Linked DNA regions of Homo sapiens: region 1 is linked to region 2. Evidence: chromatin loops called from intact Hi-C (ENCODE). Cell type or tissue: PC-3. All regions are shown on one strand. Region 1 overlaps GRIK2 (glutamate ionotropic receptor kainate type subunit 2). Region 2 overlaps GRIK2 (glutamate ionotropic receptor kainate type subunit 2).

Region 1 (5,000 bases), 57 kb before region 2:
TAAGCAAGCACAACCACTTTTAATGAGGATTATATCTTTTCTCTGGACACTGTTTGCATAAAGCGTTATCCAACATAGGAAGATTATTCTTCAAATCTCCTATAAAGAGAAAATTACAATTACCTAAGACCTATCTTAGCACTGTTATATATATAAGTGCAGTTTTTAATCTTTATGAGGTTTTAAAAGTCCTGAAAAGTCAATGGCTGTATTTAAAATTAATTGTTTGACTTTAAGATTTAGATATTTTTATTAATTAAATTTATAGAAAAAAATTGTTATAAACTAATCTCAATGAAAACTTTATGCAATCATCATGTAATTTACATTATGAAAAGCAAAAGAAAAATTCCCTTCTTTAAGGATGTATGGAATAAATATTCATTTTCCTTGTTGGGTCAAACATTCAGGTGAACACAATATGTCATTTGAAAAACATCAGAGTTAACGACAGTCTTTGGACTGTCAGTGACCAGTACAAAATGATACTCTCTTGAATTCTGTCCAGAAACCTGGAAGCCTACAGATATTGAAGATTAAAATTGTACACTTAATCTTAGCATAGCTAAGGTAAACATGTATTTAAGTCAAAACTAATCAGTGAGCCATTCTTATGGTGATGCTACCTGTAACATAAAAATATTACATCTTTTCTGAGATGATTTACTCAAGAACATAAAAGAAAAATGTCTTCTATACAAAAAACAGTGAAAAATACTAAATCAATGTGTCTATTGTCCCACAGATATACAAGGCAAATACAGATGGTTAAATTATCGTTTCCTGAGAAATTTCCTAAACATTTGAATAATATCTTCTTCTACTATAAGACAATGTGAATTCAGATTCAGTGGAGGTAGTTTAGAGAAGATACTTCAGAAATTACAATAGAGAGGACTCTATAATTAACATTTTTGGAATCCCACAGAACTAAGATCACATAGCCTTCAAAATATATCGCAATCAATTACTAAAATGTTTTCCCAATGGTGTTGCTCTTGGGAAATCCAACTTTTTGGTAAAAGGTACAAGAACTAGGGAAAGAAATCAATAGCTGCAAAAGTTCACTTTGAAGGAACAGATTTGCTGAGTATAAGGGCAGCCACTTAATATATGAATGATTATTACCCGTGTAAAGCCATAAGCCCGGATCACTGTGGCAAAGTAACTAGTAGATTTATTGAATTCACAAAGTAAAAGAAAATAAAACTTTTATGAGAGTTTAATGTTGGAGGCAATGGGAACATAGCAGACACACTAACTTACAGAGAGCAATAAAGTGAAAAAGAGACAGAAAAGGCAGGTTCAGGTCACAGGAGTCCTTCAGTGAGATACCCATGGGGTAAGGAAATGTTAAACAGAGTGGAGAGAAGATGGAAAATGCTCATCATTTCAGCCCTCAAACCTCCTATTTCTCAGAACTCTTAGATTTTTCAGGCATATCACTTATTCTGTCACTGAATTAGGTGTTGTCTTAATCATTTAAAGTATTTATTCTCTCCCCAACCAGATACCAATTTCTAAATATTGGAATTGTGTCTGGACCATCTTTCATTAATGCCTCCTCACCTACCCAAATGCTCTTATGCACAGTTGATGAATCCCATAAATCTATTTTAAATAGTGAATAAAGACTGTACATAGGTGTCTATCAATAGTGGATGGAGTAAACAAAATGTGTTACATGTACACCATGGAATCCTAGATAGCCATGAAAAAGGACAAAATCATGTCCTTTGGAGCAACAGGATGCAGCTAGAGGTCATTATCCTAAGCAAATTTACTCAAAAACAGAAAACCGAGTACCACATGTTCTCACTTATAAGTGGGAGTTAAGCATTGGGTACACGTGGGCATAAAAATGGGCACGATCGATACAGGAAACTACCAGAAGGGGAAGAGAGGGAGGGACACAAGGGCTGAAAAACTACCTATTGGATACTATGTTTACTATCTGGGTGATGGGATAACGTAAACTCCACACCTTAGCATCACACAATATTCCCATATAACAAACCTGTCCATGTACCCCCTGAATCTAAAATAAAAGTTAAATTTTTTTTTTTATAAAGACTATACCTAAGGCAAGGGTGGACATATAACTTATCATTCAAACTGAGGTATTTTGAAAAGTGAAAGAGGGTATTATTAACTACTACCCTATGACAACCAGAAATGTCCAGGGCAAAACAGAACATATGATCTTCAACCTAAGATAAATATGGCTAGTCTACAACTTTCTTGAGAGAAGAGAAATTTCATAGAGTACATAAAATATACCACTGGTTATACAAATATATCTGTAACACTACACAATCTAAAATAAGAAAAAGATAACAAGAAGAGGTAAAGCAGAAAGGGTTTATCCCAACATATGTTAACATTATCTTTGAGAATTTCCTCCATAAGACATGACAATCAGTTAGAAAGAGAGAAATCTAAATTCTCCACTAGCTGTCTTATGTTGCCCAACAGTGAAGTCATATTTTGAATGTGTATCTATTTAGTCTTTATTATATAGATGCTATTAGCCTTCAAACATGTTTTATTAGACTTCACTTACTATTTATTCATTAACCAGTTTAGTTGTTAGATTCTTCAGCTGTGAAAAGAAGGGATTAACTAACTGATCAATAAGGTTCCTTCCAATCCTAAAATTATAGTCCTATAATTATAGGTATTGCAGTGTAGTGCAAAATGTATCTTACAGCCATGGAGGAAGGCAGCTGAAAGGTATTTCTCAGATAAACATATGTTCCAGTTTCTAGTAATTGGCTGACTCAAAAAATGTTGCAAGGTATTTTGCAATCTACTATTATTTTTGAGATTTCTAATTTTCTTTTATTTTTAAATCTTAGATGCTACAGTGGAAAACTTGTCATTTTGCCACTATGACTCATAGTTGTACAATGTCTATAATGGAATGGATAAACACTGTCTTTTAGTTGTCCATATATGAACATTTTACTTTTGCAGTTTATATAGATTTATTTTTTGTGAAACACTATGCCTGGAGAAAAAAAAGATAAATCTTTGACATGAGTCACTTTTTATCAACCCTGGCCATGGAGAAATTACTTGTTATCCTTTGCATTTGAAGACGACAATACTGACTCACTCAAAGTAGTGCATATGCTTTGAATTCTTTTTTCTAAAAGTGAGCATGGACTCTAACTACTCATTCTTTCTGTCTCACCTACTCCAGGCATGACTAAGCACAACTTTCTATAAGATGTCTGGTATCAGAATGCAATTTCTAAATATGATGTTTTTAAAATGGGCAGATGTATCCCTGATAAGAAGGATTGGACCCTTAAAAGGACTGGCAGTAAAAATGACAGCATCCTCTCCCAGATTATTCCATGCTGATCACATCTTAAATCCTTTGCTTTTGCATCTTATTTGTTTCTTCTGTCAGCTTTGGCCCCAGACTTCCTTGGATTCTGACTCTGGTTCCACCATCTTACATATTTCCTTAGACTAGGAATTAGACATTTATCTCCTCCCCACCATCTCATAATATTTTATTCCTTTGGTCCTCATCTTGCCTAACAAAAACACATTTCAAAACTGGGTTTCACAGTTGGCATCCATCCCTCTTTGTATACAGTCCAGATACACTGTCTGGTTGAGAAGAAGGTGAAGCCTTATAAAATGGAACTAAAATGTAGTTTGAATCACTAATCTTGTGCTCATTAACACCATATATAAATTCCTGAGCTATGAGTTGTTATCAGATCTATTTACCGTATTTATACAAACAACCTCAATAGTAGTAAAAATTGTGAAAGACGTAAGTATAAACACAATTAGATCATGTAGATTCAAATGCACAGGTATTACTTGGATCTGAAAGTCAAAGGAAGATAAAGCCATCATAATTAGTACAATTCAATATAGCACTATAAGGTCAAATTACAGAAATTTTTTTGTTGTTGTTTGTTTGTTTTTAATGGACTACCTAATAGAAAGATTTAGTAGATATCAGTTCTAGCCTACTCCTGGTATAAGTAACCAATAAAATCTTTAGGTAATTACTAATCTCTTCATACCATAATTTTTCTCTCTTGAAAAGAAGAATATTGCTAATCACTATAAATCTTTCAGAAATGTTCAGGATGTAGTTGTGAATAATAACAATTATAAAACCACCATATGTAGTTCTCACTACTAGTATATTTAATGAAGTAGAAACATCACTTCATTACTCCTTCCCCCTTTAATGAGGTTATTAAAGCACAAATGGATTAAAGTATTTTTAGAGTTGACATAGATTTAACTTTCTTACAAAAATAAATCGGAAAAAAAGGCCTAAGTGAAAATATTGAGTTCCTTGAAAAGCATGAAACATATTGAAATTAAGAAGTAATTTCTTTTTTTTGTGAGAAGTAATTTCTTAAAGGCAAGTAAAATAAATGATATATACATGTAGTGAATTAAATAATATATGTGTTCCATGTAAGTATGTCAGAATTCCATAGGGTTAAGAAAAGTCAAAGGCATGAAATGCAAACAACAGAAAGACCAGAGAAAGTGGTATAGTTTTAAAAGAGGTAATAAAGAAAAATGAAATGTAGAACAACTTATTAAAGAAGAGAATATGCAGTAAAAATAAAAACATATTTATTATTTATTTATGTATTTTTCAGACAAGATCTTACTCTGTTGCCCAGGCTGCAGGGTGCACTTGGAGTGCACTGCAGGGTATTATGTATCCCTGGAGTGCAGGGGTACAATCATGGCTCATTGTAGCCTCTACCTCCCTGGGCTCAGGTGATCCTCCCATCTCAGCCTCCCAAGTAGCTGGGACTACAGGAACACACCACCACTCCCAGCTAATTTTTATTTTTATTTTTGTAGAGAACAGAGTCTCTCTATGTTGCCCAGTCTGGTTTCGAACTCCTGGGTTCAAGTGATCTGCCCATCTCGGCCTCCCAAAATGTTGGGATTGCAGGCTGAGTCACCCTACCTTGCTGAATACATTTTTATAGTTTACTTGC
Region 2 (5,000 bases):
CCTTATATTTTGGTAGATGAGTAACATTCTATTACCTCTAATTCCTTCACTAAGAGTACAGTACTGTTATTTTTTTTTAACCTTTTTCTACTTTTACTTATTTCAGTAGTAGCTGAAATCAAGGTTTGTCTTTATCTTACAGGGACAGAGGGCTGAGCTGCTCTTTTAAGAGACTGTCATCAATTTAGCTTTTAAGGAGAATCCAGGAGGAGACATTTATGCACACTGCAGCTGGCACTCTCTTCTAAAGAGATTAATCACACCACTTCTACGGCAGGCCTCGACTACCCTATCCCCAGGAAGGGAGTCCCAGGTTTCCTCCCATACCCAGGTATCCATTTTGGCAGCTACACAAACTAGTGATTTGCCACCTGGCTTAATCATCAGGCCTATTTATCATTTCAGTCAGTCTTTATGCAAGCTCAGACTCAACCCAAAATGCATTGTATTATAAGCTACACAAAAATGATTCATCTATATTCCATGTTTCATCATCATCTTTTTTTTTTCAGTTGAGAAAAGATAATAATTTATTCAGAAGCCAAAGTATGGCCTTTCAAAGAATTAATTTTATTAGAATGTATGTGGGCTACAGAAATGTTTTAAAGCTAACTAAATAGTGCATATGTACCAGCTATGGATTTTGTAATGTGTGGCAATGCTGTAAAAATAGAGAAGAGAGCTAACTATAATGAGAAAATTTAAAATGGTTTGACACAAGTAGTAGATTGGCACTGAAACAAAATCCAATCTCCAATTTTTTATCAGCCATTCTCTCCTTCTGGAGGTGGGTGGTGATGCGGATTTTTTCTGTACAGAGAACATTGAAAACAGAGATAATTGGGGCTTAGAGAAATAAGAGAGAAGAGAAAAGGAAATGAAAGGAAATCTTCAAAGAGTTTTTCACCTTCTCAGAGGAGGAAAAGAAAGCTATACAAAATAGAATTGGAGGGCTAGTCTCCTTGGGACATACTCAAGTCTGAATGCTAATTTTACAGAGATATTGCCTTCTTTCTTTGAAATTTTCTTTATTTTAAAATTATGATATAACCTAGTAAATTGAAGACCCAGAACATGTTAAAACATTTTAGCTTGATACATTATAAACCAAGTGGCAAATGAGTTTTAACTTGCATGTCAGGGATAATTGATTATTTGTAGCTAAATGAAGCACTGTGCCAAGAATCTTTCTGAGTCCAGTTCTGTGTCTAGGGGCATGTTTCAATACGGGATCTGACCCAGGTGGTGGGATAGGCATGGTGGGATTATATAATGGTTATCCCCATATTAAAATCTCTTGATTATTTTTAATGATATTAAATCATATCCATTATATTGTTTTATTAATGGCAAAGCCCTTCCACGCTTTGTAACAAAAATCATAATAATAATACAGTATAGATGATACATTCTAGGCACTATGTTCTCTTCGAAGCCAGGACACACTTGATAACCTTGAACCATGATACATTCAAATAAATAGAATTCCAGCAGGAATTCAGACCTTTACAATCCCATGAAAACATTTTAAAAGTGTACAAATTTATAGTCAGTTGCAACTAAAATCCTGTATTTTTTTCTCTTCTCAAACACACCCAAATCCTGAAAACACACTTTGACACTTAATACATGTACATGTGTATGTGTGTACACACTTAGAATCATACACATACATACTTCCTTTGCTTCTGTTTTCCTGGAAGTCTAGTTTACCTCTTCCCTAACTTCCTTCCACAGGAGAATTCGGCCATTATGTTTTTGTTTTTTCTACTCCACTCCCATTTGTAAACTTCCATACCAGAAATGCTCACAACCCTGATCTAGCAAAGCAGAAGCCTCTCAGGAAAGCCTAAGTGGGAGAGTCACTAACTAGACACCCTTTTGTAGGTAAGTCATGGAGAGCGGCTGAAACCCACAGGATGATCTTATATGTGGCATAACAATGTCAAATTTTAGAATCATATAAGTGGCATGGCAGCCCGTGGCAGGCAGATTCAGGCTGAATCCCAGGTCATTAACTCTCTCCTGAACAAATATAGACAAAGGTATTTAAATGTTTTAAACTTTAGTTTTCTCCCTTATAAGCATTTGATAATAATAATTATTACCATATAGGAAAAATCAAATGAACAAATCACTTAGCACTGTGCTTGGCACATGTTAACCCTTTTCATTGGTTCTGTTAACTGCTTTTCCTTTGGATCCCAGGATGGTATATATGTGTCTCAACAGGCCCTACTTGATCTCAAAATCTTGCCTGCAGTCCTGTAAGGGGTATCTTTATCAAAATGTTTTCATTAAAACCATCTAAGTGAATTTTACTTTCTGCTAGGACTCTAATACACTGTCTGTACGCTGGCATATCTCTTACCAGTCCACTTTCTCAAACTCTAGACTTTTAAATTCACTTTTCTATTTGGCATCTGTGTAATAAAGAATTAATTTTACCTAAAGAGAGATCCGGCCTTTGCCATTAGCTCCTGGGAGACACTCTCTAAGCCTTTGCCATGTCCTATCTAACAAGAGTGCTTTTGTTTATTTGGGCACCTTGGGCTAACAATGTGATTAGTCAAACAATGTGATTCATGGTAGAGGCTTTGAGCTATGTGGCATCAGCTCAAGTTCTGGAGGGGTTGGAGACTACAGGTCAGCCAAGTGGGTGGCCAGTCATGTCTACATGATTAAACCCTAATAAACACTTAAGACATTCAAGCTCTAGTGAGCTTGCCTAGTTGGCAATACTACATGCACATTGTTACAGGTCATTGCCTGAAGAAGTGAGCACTGTCCACAAATCCACTGGGAAAGAACAACTGAAAAGTCTGGGCACGGACCTCTCCTGGACTCTTCCCTATGCACTCCTTCCGTTGGCCAATTTTAACCTACATTGTTTTGCTGCTATAAATTGTATCCATGAGTATAACAGCTTTCAGTCCACTCTGTGACTCATTCTAGCAAATTATCAAACTTGAGAGTAATCTTTGGGACCCCTGAAATTGCAACTGGTGTCAGAAGTGAAGGTGGCCTTGGAGGCCCTTGAACTTTTCAGCTGGTGTTAAAGTGAGGGTGGCCTTCAGGGTGCCTAAATAATGCTACGTCTCTATTTTGATGATTAATAGATACTACAAACAGTATTCCCAAACTAGTTCTCCATCTCTGTACCCTCCAAAGCTGCTCCTCCCTCAATCATCTCTAAGTAGGATAACAGCAACTCACCTTTCCAGTTACTCAAATAAAAAATAGAGGTGTCACCTTTGATGGCATTCTTTCTGGCACAACCCATATCCAACATTTTAGAAAATCCCATCAGATCTACCTTCAAAAATACCTAGAAAATGACCAACTCTTACCTCTTCTAACATACTGGACTAAACTAACATAGTCTCTCAAATGGATTCTAACAAAAGCCTCCTAACTAGTATTGCTCCTATATATTTGTATATCCAACAGCAATTCATAACCTTTAAGGTTTATTTTTAAAATATAGAGAACTTAGTGACAGAAAGGTGGGAATAAAGAAGGCAGGAACTTGCCAAGGATGTTTTGATGCAGTATTAAACACATGAAATCACCTAGGTGAAACCATATTCAGTGTCTACTAGAATATAAAATTTTAGATTTGACTCAATATACAATGAACTCCAAAGCAGACATACACTATGACAGTGGCTGTGCTTCTCTTGGCCAGGTGGAGGGAGTTACTGTGATTCCAAACAACCAGTCTTTTCATAGAAAATTGTATAGTAAACAGCATGGAGAACAGAATGCAGTCCTACTAGGTGGTGTCTTAGATATAACCAGAAGTTTCAGGTTCTGGATGGGGGAAGCAGTAGGGTTAAGGAAAATGAAGTGGACAGAGAGTGCCAGAACTCCCATCATATGATTGAGGCTGGGCCCAATATGCAAGACTAGCCCTATAACAATGCCAAGGAGCACCTACCTGGTCATAGCCAGGGCTAAACTGAGGTGTTATATGGAGTGTATCTGTGATTCCAGCAGAGAAATGTTAAGGAAGGCAAGGGCTAAGATATTTAGCTGTGTCCCCACGCAAATCTCATCCAGAATTGTAGCTTTCCTGATCTCCACATGCCATGCGAGGGGCCCAGTGGGAGGTAATTGAATCATGGGGGTGGGTTTTTCTATACTGTTCTCATGTTAGTAAGTCTCACAAGAACTGATTTTTTGTTGTTGTTTTTTATAAAAGGGCTGTTCCCTTGAGCATCCTCTCTTGCCTGCCACCATGTAAGATGTGCCTTTGCTCCTCCTTAACCTTCTACCATGATTGTGAGGCCTCCCCAGTCATCTGTGAGTCCATTAAACCTCTTTCTCTTTAGAAATGGCCCAGTCTTGGGTATGTCTTTATTAGCAGTGTGGGAACAGACTAATACAGGCTGCCAGCCTGATTATGACTTATAAAGTCAATATGCTGTTTCTGTTTCTGCTTTCACTGATATGAAAAAAAGCAATTATGCCATTATCAAAAAGTAAGCAGTGCTTTTGGCCATGCCAAGGCTAAAACCTTTTGGCTTCTAACACTTTAGGGTCTAAGCTCAGTATATGCTAATTTCAATTTTCTCTTCAGAATATTTCAGTTTGTGAGAAGCCAGTAAAATTAATGTTGCATTTTAATTCTATCTCTTTGCTTATTGCTATTAAAATTTGCTTGCATCTCAATCGTGAGAGAAATAAGCACATTAGCGACTGATATAAGAGCTGTGCTTGCTGGAGCACCAGTCATGGACAGTGGCTTAGTTCTTTGCTGACCAAAGCCTAGACCCATCCTATTATCTATTTCTTTTTTGTCCTGTTTGTACAGCTGCTGCACATGGGCTTATATTTGGTATAATGAGATGGGGCAGATAAAAAGTTGGACAGTTTAGTGAAAAAGCAGTTGTATTTGTCAGGACTATCTTGGTAATATGTGCAGGCCCAATTCACACTACACTGAGCAAAAAGGTAACTCATTGTCTCCCATAACTGAGAATAAACTCCAGGCATGG

Evidence for each region. Hi-C counts contacts between places; a loop is a spot of excess contacts. Peaks named below come from ENCODE experiments on the same cell type or tissue, not always from the same donor. Only the 100,000 strongest peaks of a DNase experiment are listed, where the experiment ranks them.
Region 1: a loop joins it to region 2, with 3 times the contacts of the local background. A loop is called at or near these places in 2 of 110 quality-filtered maps.

The regions. Positions count from the first base shown.
Region 1 is chr6:101,721,249-101,726,248 of GRCh38, reverse strand. The region is part of intron 7 of GRIK2 (glutamate ionotropic receptor kainate type subunit 2); the gene reads right to left. Among named protein-coding and RNA genes, the nearest start is that of GRIK2, 330 kb to the right of the region's middle. In PC-3, no CTCF peak of the experiment used is centred here; a DNase peak (open chromatin) is centred at 2,988; H3K27ac peaks cover 1,291 bases.
Region 2 is chr6:101,664,080-101,669,079 of GRCh38, reverse strand. The region is part of intron 4 of GRIK2 (glutamate ionotropic receptor kainate type subunit 2); the gene reads right to left. Among named protein-coding and RNA genes, the nearest start is that of GRIK2, 270 kb to the right of the region's middle. In PC-3, no CTCF peak of the experiment used is centred here; a DNase peak (open chromatin) is centred at 2,619; H3K4me3 peaks cover 321 bases; H3K27ac peaks cover 1,038 bases.